2 separate regions of the Homo sapiens genome follow, and region 2 is linked to region 1. A link is an interaction called in ENCODE POLR2A ChIA-PET data of the cell type or tissue named here. Cell type or tissue: OCI-LY7. All regions are shown on one strand. Each heading gives the region's core, and the rest is flanking DNA. Links, peaks and the distances in the headings are about the cores only.

What was found. Peaks named below come from ENCODE experiments on the same cell type or tissue, not always from the same donor. Only the 100,000 strongest peaks of a DNase experiment are listed, where the experiment ranks them.
Region 2: POLR2A ChIA-PET joins it to region 1 with 5 read pairs; 3 of 35 experiments call an interaction of 5 or more read pairs at or near these places.

What each region holds. Positions count from the first base shown.
Region 1 is chr13:33,770,558-33,775,951 of GRCh38, reverse strand. No RefSeq gene overlaps it. Among named protein-coding and RNA genes, the nearest start is that of RFC3, 45 kb to the left of the region's middle. In OCI-LY7, for the core only: no CTCF peak of the experiment used is centred there; no DNase peak of the experiment used is centred there.
Region 2 is chr13:33,544,893-33,550,286 of GRCh38, reverse strand. It overlaps a transcript of STARD13 not described here. Among named protein-coding and RNA genes, the nearest start is that of LINC02344, 210 kb to the right of the region's middle. In OCI-LY7, for the core only: no CTCF peak of the experiment used is centred there; a DNase peak (open chromatin) is centred at 1,996; H3K4me3 peaks cover 572 bases; H3K27ac peaks cover 2,180 bases.

The DNA of each region.
Region 1 (5,394 bases), core at 164-5,163:
ATTTGGCTGCAGGCAGTCTGGGCAGAGGGAGCCACATCCACACTGGCATACAAAGCCAGGAACAGAAGCAGCTGGAGCTTGCTGGAATCTAAAGGAAGAATGCAGGAGGTCAGTCACAATAAAATGGCAGGGAGACAGGAGGGAGCATTTTTAAAGTGGCATGAAGTACTGAGACCTTTGTTTATGCACATCTTGCAAAAAGGAGCTAGACTCTTTCCCTCTGCCTTTTGAAAAGCCCCTCATATTTATCCATTTGGTCTGCAACTACCTGATAGGAAAAGCTACCAAACGTTAGAGGCAGATATTTTCCCCCAATTAAATATACATACATATTTTTCTCTAAGAAGTCTGTCTGTCAAACTCAAGATTAGCATGGCCTAGCGATTAGAGCATTGGCTTAGAGTCAGGCAGGTCTGAGTGCAATATCTGATTCTTCCATGTGAATTCTGGCAAGACTGTAAACCAAAAAGTGACTGAAGCAGACCTCAATCTATCAGAGGTTTATTTTGCCAAGGTTGAGGATGCACCCAGAAAAAAGCAACACAAGTCACAATAGCATCTATGACCTGTGCTTTTTATAAAGAAGATTTGGGGAACTTCAATATTTAAAGAGGAAAGAGCAAGCAGGAGGGGAAGAAAAAAAAGGAGGGGGGCAGGCAATGAGGCAAGTGATTACATTCTGATAAGGCTCTGATTAGTGCTCAGTGAATCTACATTTTACATATAAAAAGGAGGGAGTGAGGGAATGTCAATTATGAATTCTTCTTGTGGCTCGGTAAATCTACATTTTTCATAAGATAAAGTAAGCATGTGAAATTACAGCTATCTGTTTGGGAACAAAAGGAAGATAGTTTTTGCATGGCTCAGTTACCAAGTTAACTTTCCCTTTGGCATAGTGAGTTTGGGGTCCTGAGATTCTGTTTTTCTTTCGCATACTTAAACCTCAATGTTTCCATTTTTCTACCTGTAGGATGATTGCTATGGGAATTAAATAACACGTAGTTACCAGTGTCTGGAGAGTGGTGTCAAAACACAATAACCACTGCTGCTGTTATTATTATTATTTTTTTTTTTTGAGACGGAGTCTCGCTCTGTCGCCCAGGCTGGAGTGCAGTGGCGGGATCTCGGCTCACTGCAAGCTCTGTCTCCCGGGTTCACGCCATTCTCCTGCCTCAGCCTCCCAAGTAGCTGGGACTACAGGCGCCCGCCACTAGGCCCGGCTAATTTTTTGTATTTTTAGTAGAGACGGGGTTTCACCGTTTTAGCCGGGATGGTCTCGATCCCTGACCTCGTGATCCGCCCGCCTCGGCCTCCCAAAGTGCTGGGATTACAGGCGTGAGCCACCGCGCCCAGCCTGCTGTTATTATTTTTATTGGCAGTTTCTTAGCATCATATTCCGTTAGTGTCAATTGAATAAATGAGCCATCTCATTATAAATCCTTCCAACCAAGCCCAGTGACAAGCAGGTTGTATATCAGCAAGCAAGCAGCACCTCTGGGAGCCTTGAGATGGGCCAAGAAGAGAAACCATAGGATCCTGAAAGTAGAGAGCGTCCTTTTCCCAACTTACCCCATTGCCTGCCTCCAGTGCGAACTGGGCAGAGCAGCCCAGAAGGTTAGAGGAGTTTTCACATAAACTCCTGACTGTGCATATGGAAATGTGGCCTCTCCTATCCTAGGGGCATGCTTGCCTGGGAAATTGTGAACCAAGGTTATTAGGTCATCTTCCTTATGCGGCCCTCTGCAAAGGCATTTGGTAAAGCCTTGAGCCTGGACTCCGGAGAGCACAATAAAAACAGCTTGATTAGCAAGAGCTGAGAATATTTATTCCCTCCAGAAATATTTTCTTAAACAACCTGAGCTATTTATTCAATCTTGCATTTTAGAAGCAAATTAGATGTTGAGGTGAAAGTACCCTGATGAGAATATCAGAGCTGATTTCCCAAGAAGGAAGGATTTCTTCAGAGTAGAGAAATGGAAATGCCTCAGGCTCCTGTTCCAATAAGGGAATCATATGTTTGTGGATGAGAATCCGTTATCTATGAGATTGCTCTGGAGTTTTTACAGTCCTCACTTCCATAATTTCTATTTTGAAAAGATGCCAGTCTTATTAACTAGAGGATACCTGGATATGTCAGAGATGAAAATGCCTTTATCACATCTTGAGTACATTCTGCATTGCTAAAATGTATATCTCAGGCCGTCTCTGCCAGTCATTCCTCATTACATTCTGGGGCAAGGTTTTCCTACTGTCCTCGCAGGCACAAGCTAGAAGCATGAGGCTACTGAGGAAGGCCAAGATTTAACTCCCAACTTCATTAAAGGTAACTGATGAGTTAAATTTCATAGCTTAGTTACCAAGTCTTTACCTCCCTCATCATAAACAAAGGACAAGTATTTTGGGAGTGTTTCATTAGTGTGCAGATCTATCCTCAGCATTGTACCTAAAGCTAAGAATAAACTATGCTCTTTACAATTAAGAGTTTTGTAACATTGAAGCGAGAGGGAAGGTCACGGAAATTAGCATGCCAAATCAAGAGCAAACAATAAAATCAAAGTAATGTAGAATAATTGAAATAGGTCAGAATATGAAACAGAGTATCCTGCTGTGCAACTTAGTATTTGTGAAATCACAGCTATTAATTTTATTTCACTAAGCCTCAGTTTTCTCATCTCTAAGATAGGGGTCAAGCTCACTGGAAAGTCGTAGGATCAAGCAAGATAACGTATGTAGGTAAGTGTTTTGTAAGCTTCAAAGCACCCCCAACGTTAGGTATTATGAGTACCAAATTCTGTAGTATAGACTTGATATTCCCCGTTACATTTTTCTAACATGGTGACCACTGAGTTATTTGTGATATCTAGTTTAACAGTGTATCATAACACAAGATATAATGGCTGAGTAATGCAGAGAAAATCTATGAAATCTAGAAAATGCATTGCCAAATTGGATTTCTCACTGCATTTAGTCATATTCTTATGATTTTGATTTTGAGTCCCTAAGATACAAAATATTCTTGAGAATTTATGTTAACAACTCTAAATATAACACATTATTTTTTCAAGCTATTATAAATTAGCTATGAACATCACCGTAAGACAATAGCTTTAGAAGATCCCAACTGGCTGCAGTGGCTCACGCCTGTAATCCCAGCACTTTGGGAGGCTGAGGCAGGCAGATCGCTTGAGCTCAGGAGTTTGAAACCAGCCTGGGAAACATGGCAAAACCCCATTTTTACAAAAAATACAAAAAATTAGCCAGGTGTGGTGGTGTGTGCTTGTAGTGTCAGTTACTCGGGAAGGCTGAGGCAGAAGGATTGCTTGAACTGGAAAGGCCAAGGCTGCAGTGAGTTATGATTACACCACTGCACTCCAGCCTGGACGATAGAGTGAGAATCTGTCTCAAATAAATAAAAAATGAAAATCCCAAAACAGAAATCTAGGGAGAGTGATCACATTAAAAACATGATCTTGCCCATAAGGATTTTACTTTGTTTCAGGACTATTTTTGAAAACCAGGGTTGATTTTTCAAGTACTGTATAGAGTAATGAAGGATCATGAGCAAGTTTCAAATAAGACTCTAATACTAGTCATGCAGATTTGCACCTGCATCCATTTATACTCAAACGATGCCATTTGCATGCACAAATTGAGTAATTAAACAGCTAACTACAAGATCAGCAAATGTAAATGCTTATTAGCCCATCAGCAAATTGGTGCTCATAAAAAATTTCCAATCATACCTTATAGTCCAATTTCTTTTCACCTTGCAAATATTGGCAATATTCTTATACTCCCCAAGTTTCCAAGATTTAAAAGACCTTGGGTTTAAAAAAAAAAAAAACTCCCTGAAGTGTTAATTCCCCGTGAAGTTTTCAGAGTTTCATAGATTGAGTTTCTAATATTAGCAAAAATGATTAATTCTCACAAAATACAATGTTGTACAAACATGTGTATAGTGCACATATGTATATATGTGTATATTATAGATACATATACACATACATACATATATATACATACATATACACTATGTTTTTCAATTGAATTTTATTACTAAAATAGATCTTACCACTTTCTCATTTCCTTATTTTTCAGACTATAAAACTAAGAACCAGAATAAGCAAACACCTCTCATTAGTTTGTGCAGCTAACTAGGTTTGGTTCTCCTTCTCCTGATTCATTCACGTTAGCTTCTTTCCTCTTAGGGAATAAACTTTCTTCTTAGAAAAGGCAGAATACCCGAATAAGCCAGAAAGTAAAAATCAATATATGCAAACAATTTTCCAAAATTATTCAAATAAATTTTTCCTTCTTATTTTTTAACAAGATAAACAACTTGAAAATCTGACATCATGTGATGCTTGGAACAGAGTTGAGCAGTTAGGGGAACGGGGGTTGTCAGACTTTATGGACATCTGGGTCTATAAAATTTCAAATAATGTGTTTTCAGCCTTTATTTTGCCGAGTAAGGACATTTAAATAAAACTGCTATAATTCACTAATGTCATAATTTCTAAAAGAAAAAATATTTTCTTACCAAAAAAACTGATAAGATATGATCTCAGAATAAAGGACTATCTTGTAAGTCAAATCATTTGTTTTATGTAAAACTATGTAAATGAAGTTTACATAAACACCATTTTTTCAATCTGTTTTGGGCAACTTAGGACATTCTTCCATATGTTGAATCAAAATTGACCTTCCAAAAACTTTCTCCCATTCTCATTTGTGTGTCCCGGAAGAAATGCTAGTACCGGTGTGGCACCAGTTGTGTACAAACAAGTCCGGTGTCAGACCACTGGATTCTTAGACAAGCACAGCATGGTGGCAGAGACAACCAACGTTTATAAAAAGAACCCATGTCTTAAAGGACGAAGAACAGACCAAAAGATCTGAAAGACATTACTGAGGATTTCAAAAAACTTCTGACAAAATTCCACGCCAAAGACCAAATAATAATGCCAAATAATCATGTCACTATGATTTTTAAAGTGATGACAAAAGCAGAACTACTTGAGCACTGCGTCACCTACAAAGTAATTTTACACTTATTATTTCATATATTATTGATTATGTGGGGGACAAAAAATATCTTTTCCTTCTGCTCCAAATGAACTTTTCCTTAAGTTCATTGGCTGCGGCCCCATATTAAAAGAAAGATTAACAAGATGAAAGCATATGAATTTATTTAATATAAGTTTGACACGACACAGGAGACTTCTTAAGGAAATTAAGACCCAATGAAGCAGTTGAACCTGGGGGTTGATTTGCTAGTTTTGATGAAGAGCAGAGTCATGGCGAAATGTGATAAGACAAAGGGTGTGAGTGAACTGGAGGGAACTCGGCAAGGCCTGTTGGTTCAGAGTCCTCTCCATGTCCATTCATCTTTGG
Region 2 (5,394 bases), core at 92-5,091, 230 kb after region 1:
GTAAATTATTATGCTAACAAAAAGGCATAGAGAATTAGGGATATCTTTTCTGATTGGTTTCACAAACATTTGGTACTAGTGGCTCTTGCTTGCTGTAGGGAATCTAGACTGAATGATTAACGACTGCAAGATTTTGGCACTGCTTGATAAGGATTCTGCTCATCATCCAGCAGAAATTCTCATTAAAAATGTTTAGGTCATGTATTTTACCCTAATTGTGACTTCATTAATTCATCCATGTGACTAGGGTGTTCTTGGATCAATAAAGAATAAATATAAAAAGTTTCTTGATCAGCATGCTAGCAACAGTGAACAGAGGCATGAGTGTGGAAAGTTTTCAAAAGGAGTTTAGCACGAAGAATGCCCATGTTTGGAATACAGTGACAAATACACAGTTGTGCATGCCTGGCACAACCTCTGGGCTATAACTATGTTCAGTGATGGTGATGAACAAAGTGGTGACTTTGAAGGTTTCTATATGTCACATGAGAAAAAAAATAATGTCTGACCTCCATACATATACAAAAAAATACACCTTCAGAGTCTGGCAGTAAGATGGAAGAAACAGATGTCATGTAAGTTTTTACCAGCAATAATGCGGCTCTAATTATTCATTCATTGATCCATGGGGAAATAGCCAAAATGGTTCTTAATCAAGGTGATTATGATAATAGTGATGATGAAGATGATGTTAACACCGTAGAAAAAGTGCCTATAGATGACATGGTGAAAATGTGTGATGGGCTTATTGAAGGACTACAGCAGTTTATTTAGTATCCCCAAATGGGTTAAAACATGGATTTTTAGATTTTAAAATGCTGGGCTTCACCCTCAGAGTTTCTCATTCAATAGATTTTGGTCAGGGGACAAGAATGTGTATTTCTAACAAGTTTCCAGGTGATGATGATATCATCCTGGGATCCACACTTTACAATTCAATGACCGAGTATATTTATTTTTATGAGAGAATGTGTATTACTTGATTTCAGTTTATTCTCAATTACACAAAAAATAAATGAGGACACTTAATATTTTGAAAACATAAGATGGAAGAATGTATAGCTATAGCAACACATCTAACTAAACTATTACTCAGTAACCAAAAAAACTCAATAGATTCTCCAAAGCACAAATCAAGATGTCCTTTGCTGAACTGTATGAAGTTTCTGTGTTTTATTTTAATTAACTGACATGCTAAGGACAAACATTTTCTCGAACTTATTTGTTCTATAAATTGTTAACACATGAGTTTAAAAATATTTATATGGTAATAATTATCAGTCATCTTTTCTTTTGATTACTGATTGCTTTTGTGATTTAAAAAAATATTTTTCTATCCCGAGATTAGATATTCACCAGCAATTTCCTGATTTTTGATTTTGTCTTTCTTTACATATATCACTTTGGTCTACCTAGAAATTATTTTGATGCATGTATATTTTACTCAATTTTTAACTAAAATAAATACAATTATTTTTATACAGAAAATTCTTTAGGCATACTATATTCAGGGCATTGCAGTAAATACTCTCAGTGTTTATAATTATCTTTGTAAGATGCATATTAAAACAGCAAACATTGTTGAATTCTCCAAGTTAGTTTTATTTTATAGCATGAGGTGGTATAATCTTCTTAAGCATTCCTGGAAATATTTTTTTAAAAAAAATCACAAACGTATCACACATATCTAAAATTAAGTGTGCCAACTATATACCTTTGATGTTTCCTGAGAGTCCTGAGTTTGCAAAACCTTACCTATATAGCAACATTCAACTGTGTACAATTTTATGAATCAGGCATCACATTTTCCACGAGTCCACTCCACAGAAATGGCTTCAGTCCATTTCATCAAACTGCTATGTTGTGTCAATAAGCTTTCTATGCACTATTCCACTTTTAAGAACTGATGGCCCTTGTACATTTGGGTTTTTTTCAACCAACAGTTGCATGCTAAGAACATCTTCCAAATTCTGTTAGAAGACTGAAGAGGAACTTGGTCAGTTTTTCAGCAGTCATCCATGTCCTCTTGTTCTCATTTCTGTTTTCTTCCTCCAAAAAAAATCACTTCCCCTATCTTTGGCTCATTTATTTTTCTATGGTATATCACTGCCTAGCATTGGAGTTGTTTTAACTTTTTCCTTCACCTAGCATTACTTATCAACATGATAGTTACATTCCCAAAAACTATATTGTAAAAGAAAGCAGGGATGAAATATTTAAGACCTGATAGGAAAAGCAGGTTTAGGAGATCAGAGTTATAGTGAATCTAAAATAAAGGCTGATGGCTCATTAAATAAATCAACTAATGGCATTTTAAATATTTTTAAATAGAAAAAATTGGCATTGTTCAATAACTAGTATTCCTTCTTCCTAACAAACTTTTTATTTCATTAACCTACTAATCATCTAAGATTCTTATGAATATGTTTTTCCTTCTTGTAAATAAAAATTGTTATGAAATATTTTTTCTTGGATCTTCATGAAATGAAAAATGCTTTTAAGTTTTATTATTCAATTACCTTATTTAGCCCTGGAAAATTGAAGAAGAAAATGCCAGTGCACTGTGATATAGTCTTAAAATCCTTCTAAATGCATTGTTTTATATTCAAAAGAACTTAATGCCAAGGCATAAATGACCACAGCAGAGCACTGCTCTACCCTAAAGGTTTTACATCCCAATTCCTTTCCTTTGGCTTATGTTGTCTCAGTTTTCTATATTTCTCTCAAGGTTACGTTACAAAATTATCTATACATACTTGCTCTTCCATATATTTTACCTCTTCTTCTCAGGGCCCTATGTTTTGCTGTAATTTTAAAAATTATCTTCAAGAAAAATTGCCCAATTTTTACAAACATAGTATCCTAAATTCCCACATTTGTGAAAAAAGTATAAATATGTAAATACACATATGTAAAATTTTGTACAGTAGGAATGTTCATTGGGGAAACGTTACTGAAACTGACACAAAGTGTTTAACAGAAATTTGCTTAAAGGGATCAAATTTCACCTGGCATAGGAACATATTTAAAACAGTGGGGTTGACACAATAGCTACATCTGTGTAACCAAACCATCAAGGCTGACAAACTAAATCCAGTTGTTAGTAAAGTTAATGACTAATTCTGATCAATACATGGCCAAAAGAAAAAGAAAACACTGTATCATAAGAGCTGAAAAACATCTACTGGGAAATGACTATTTTGTGAATACTTAAAAGCCTTATAAATGTACTATTATATTTTCACTTTTTCTAAAGTATTATAATTGGCAGGGCTCAAATTAGTAAAGTTAAATATATTTCAACATTTTATTAAACACTGAAAATATTTTATCCATATCAAGTATCAGGGGCTTAAAATGAGCTATTCCAAAAAAAAGTATCTCTCATCAATACTTTCACTTTAAAAGAATTATTATAATTTATCCATATATGAAATACAAAAATTATTAGAACATGTATTAGGCTTAAATTGATTACAAATAAAAAACATTAATCTTGCCTGTAATCCCAGCTACTCAGGAAGCTGAGGCAGGAGAATCACTTGAGCCCGGGAGGTGGAGGTTGCAGTAAGTGGAGACTGAGCCACCGCACTGCAGCCTGGGCGACAGAGTGAGACTGTCTCAAAAAAAAAAAAATTAATACGACAACACAATAATAAATAAATTTAGCTCATCACAAGGGAGCATGGTCATTAAAATGAGTTTAGCAGAATAGTCAATTCAAACTTATTTCCAAAGACTAACAGTATAAATTATAGGCAGTTTGAGATTTAAAATGTGGCAAACCAAAAATAGGGCAGTATAAAGGCTACAGAGACTCAACTACCAATGAATGACAAAGAAAAACTGGCCCAATAGTTAGTCAAAATGTGACTATTAGTACTATTAGGCTAAAATTAAAAGTATTAATAAGTCTATTGATTATAGCAAATAAACCGCCAAAAAGCTCTAACAACTAAGACCCCTTTAACAGCTGAATCAACTTAATTCTTCTTAGACAAATGCTTTTTGCCACAAATATTCATTATACATCCATTTACATATTATGTTCTTAGAAAATAAGAGAAAAAAATCAGAAAAGGAGGCTTCCACATAATAATAGGAATTATTTTTGAAAGAAAATCTGACGTGGGAATCCTAATCTAATTACTGTATCAAAGTCAACCAATTCTTGGTTGAAAGTAAACTACAGTATCATTTCATAAGAGTGTTTACTGATGAAATTAGCCAGGATAAATTGTAATGTTAACAGCCATAATAAATAAATGTCATAAAATACTAATTACTTTTAGTCAACAAAATAAGGTTATTTAACAACTGTCTTAGTCCATTTATTTTTCTATAAAGGAATACCTGAGGCTGGGTAATTTATGAAGAAAAGAGGTTTACTTGGCTCACAGTTCTGTAGGCTGTACAAGAAGCATGGTACCAGCAGCTATTTCTGGTGAGGGCCTCAGGCTGTTTCCACTTGTGGGTGAAGGTGAAGGAGAACCAGCATGTGCAGAGATCACATGGTAAGCGAGGAAGCAAGACAAAGCAGCAAGAAAATCGATAGGAGGGAGGTGCCAGGCTCTTAACAACCAGCTCTGACAGCAACTAATAGAAAACTCACTCATTATCACTAGGAGGGCATCAAGCCCTGTGTCAGGGATCCACCCCCATGTCTGAAAACATCTCCCATTAAGCCCCACCTCCAACACTGGGGATCAAATTTCAACGTGAGATTTGGAGGGATCCAACAAACCAAATGATAGCAATAATGCTCCCAAAATACAGCAGGTATATGAAATATAGCATTACTAATGAAGTGTCCTTTACATCTTCTCTGCCTGCTTCATTAGTGAATTTATTACAATAAAGTTTAAAATAAGGCAAAGAACATTCACCTTTCGGGCCAGGCACAGTGGCTCACGCCTGTAATCCCAGCACTTTGGGAAGCCGAGGCAGGCGGATCACGAGGTCAGGAGATCGAGATCATCCTGGCTAACACGGTGAAACCCCGTCTCTACTAAAAATACAAAAAATTAGGCCAGGCGCGGTGGCTCACACCTGTAATCCCAGCACTTTGAGAGGCCAAGGCGGGTGGATCACCTGAGGTCAGGAATTCGAGACCAGCCTGACCAACATGGAGAAAACTGATCTCTACTAAGGAAAATACAAAATTTTAGCCAGGCATGGTGGCACATGCCTGTAATCCCAGCTACTCAGGAAGGCTGAGGCAGAAGACTCACTTGAACCTGGGAGCAGAGGTTGTGATGAGCTGAGATCGCACCATTGCACCCCAGCCTGGGCAACAAGAGCAAAACCCCGTCTCAAATAAATAAATAAATAAATAAAACAAAAAAATTAGCCAGGTGTGGTGGCACACGCCTGTAGTCCCAGCTACTCAGGAGG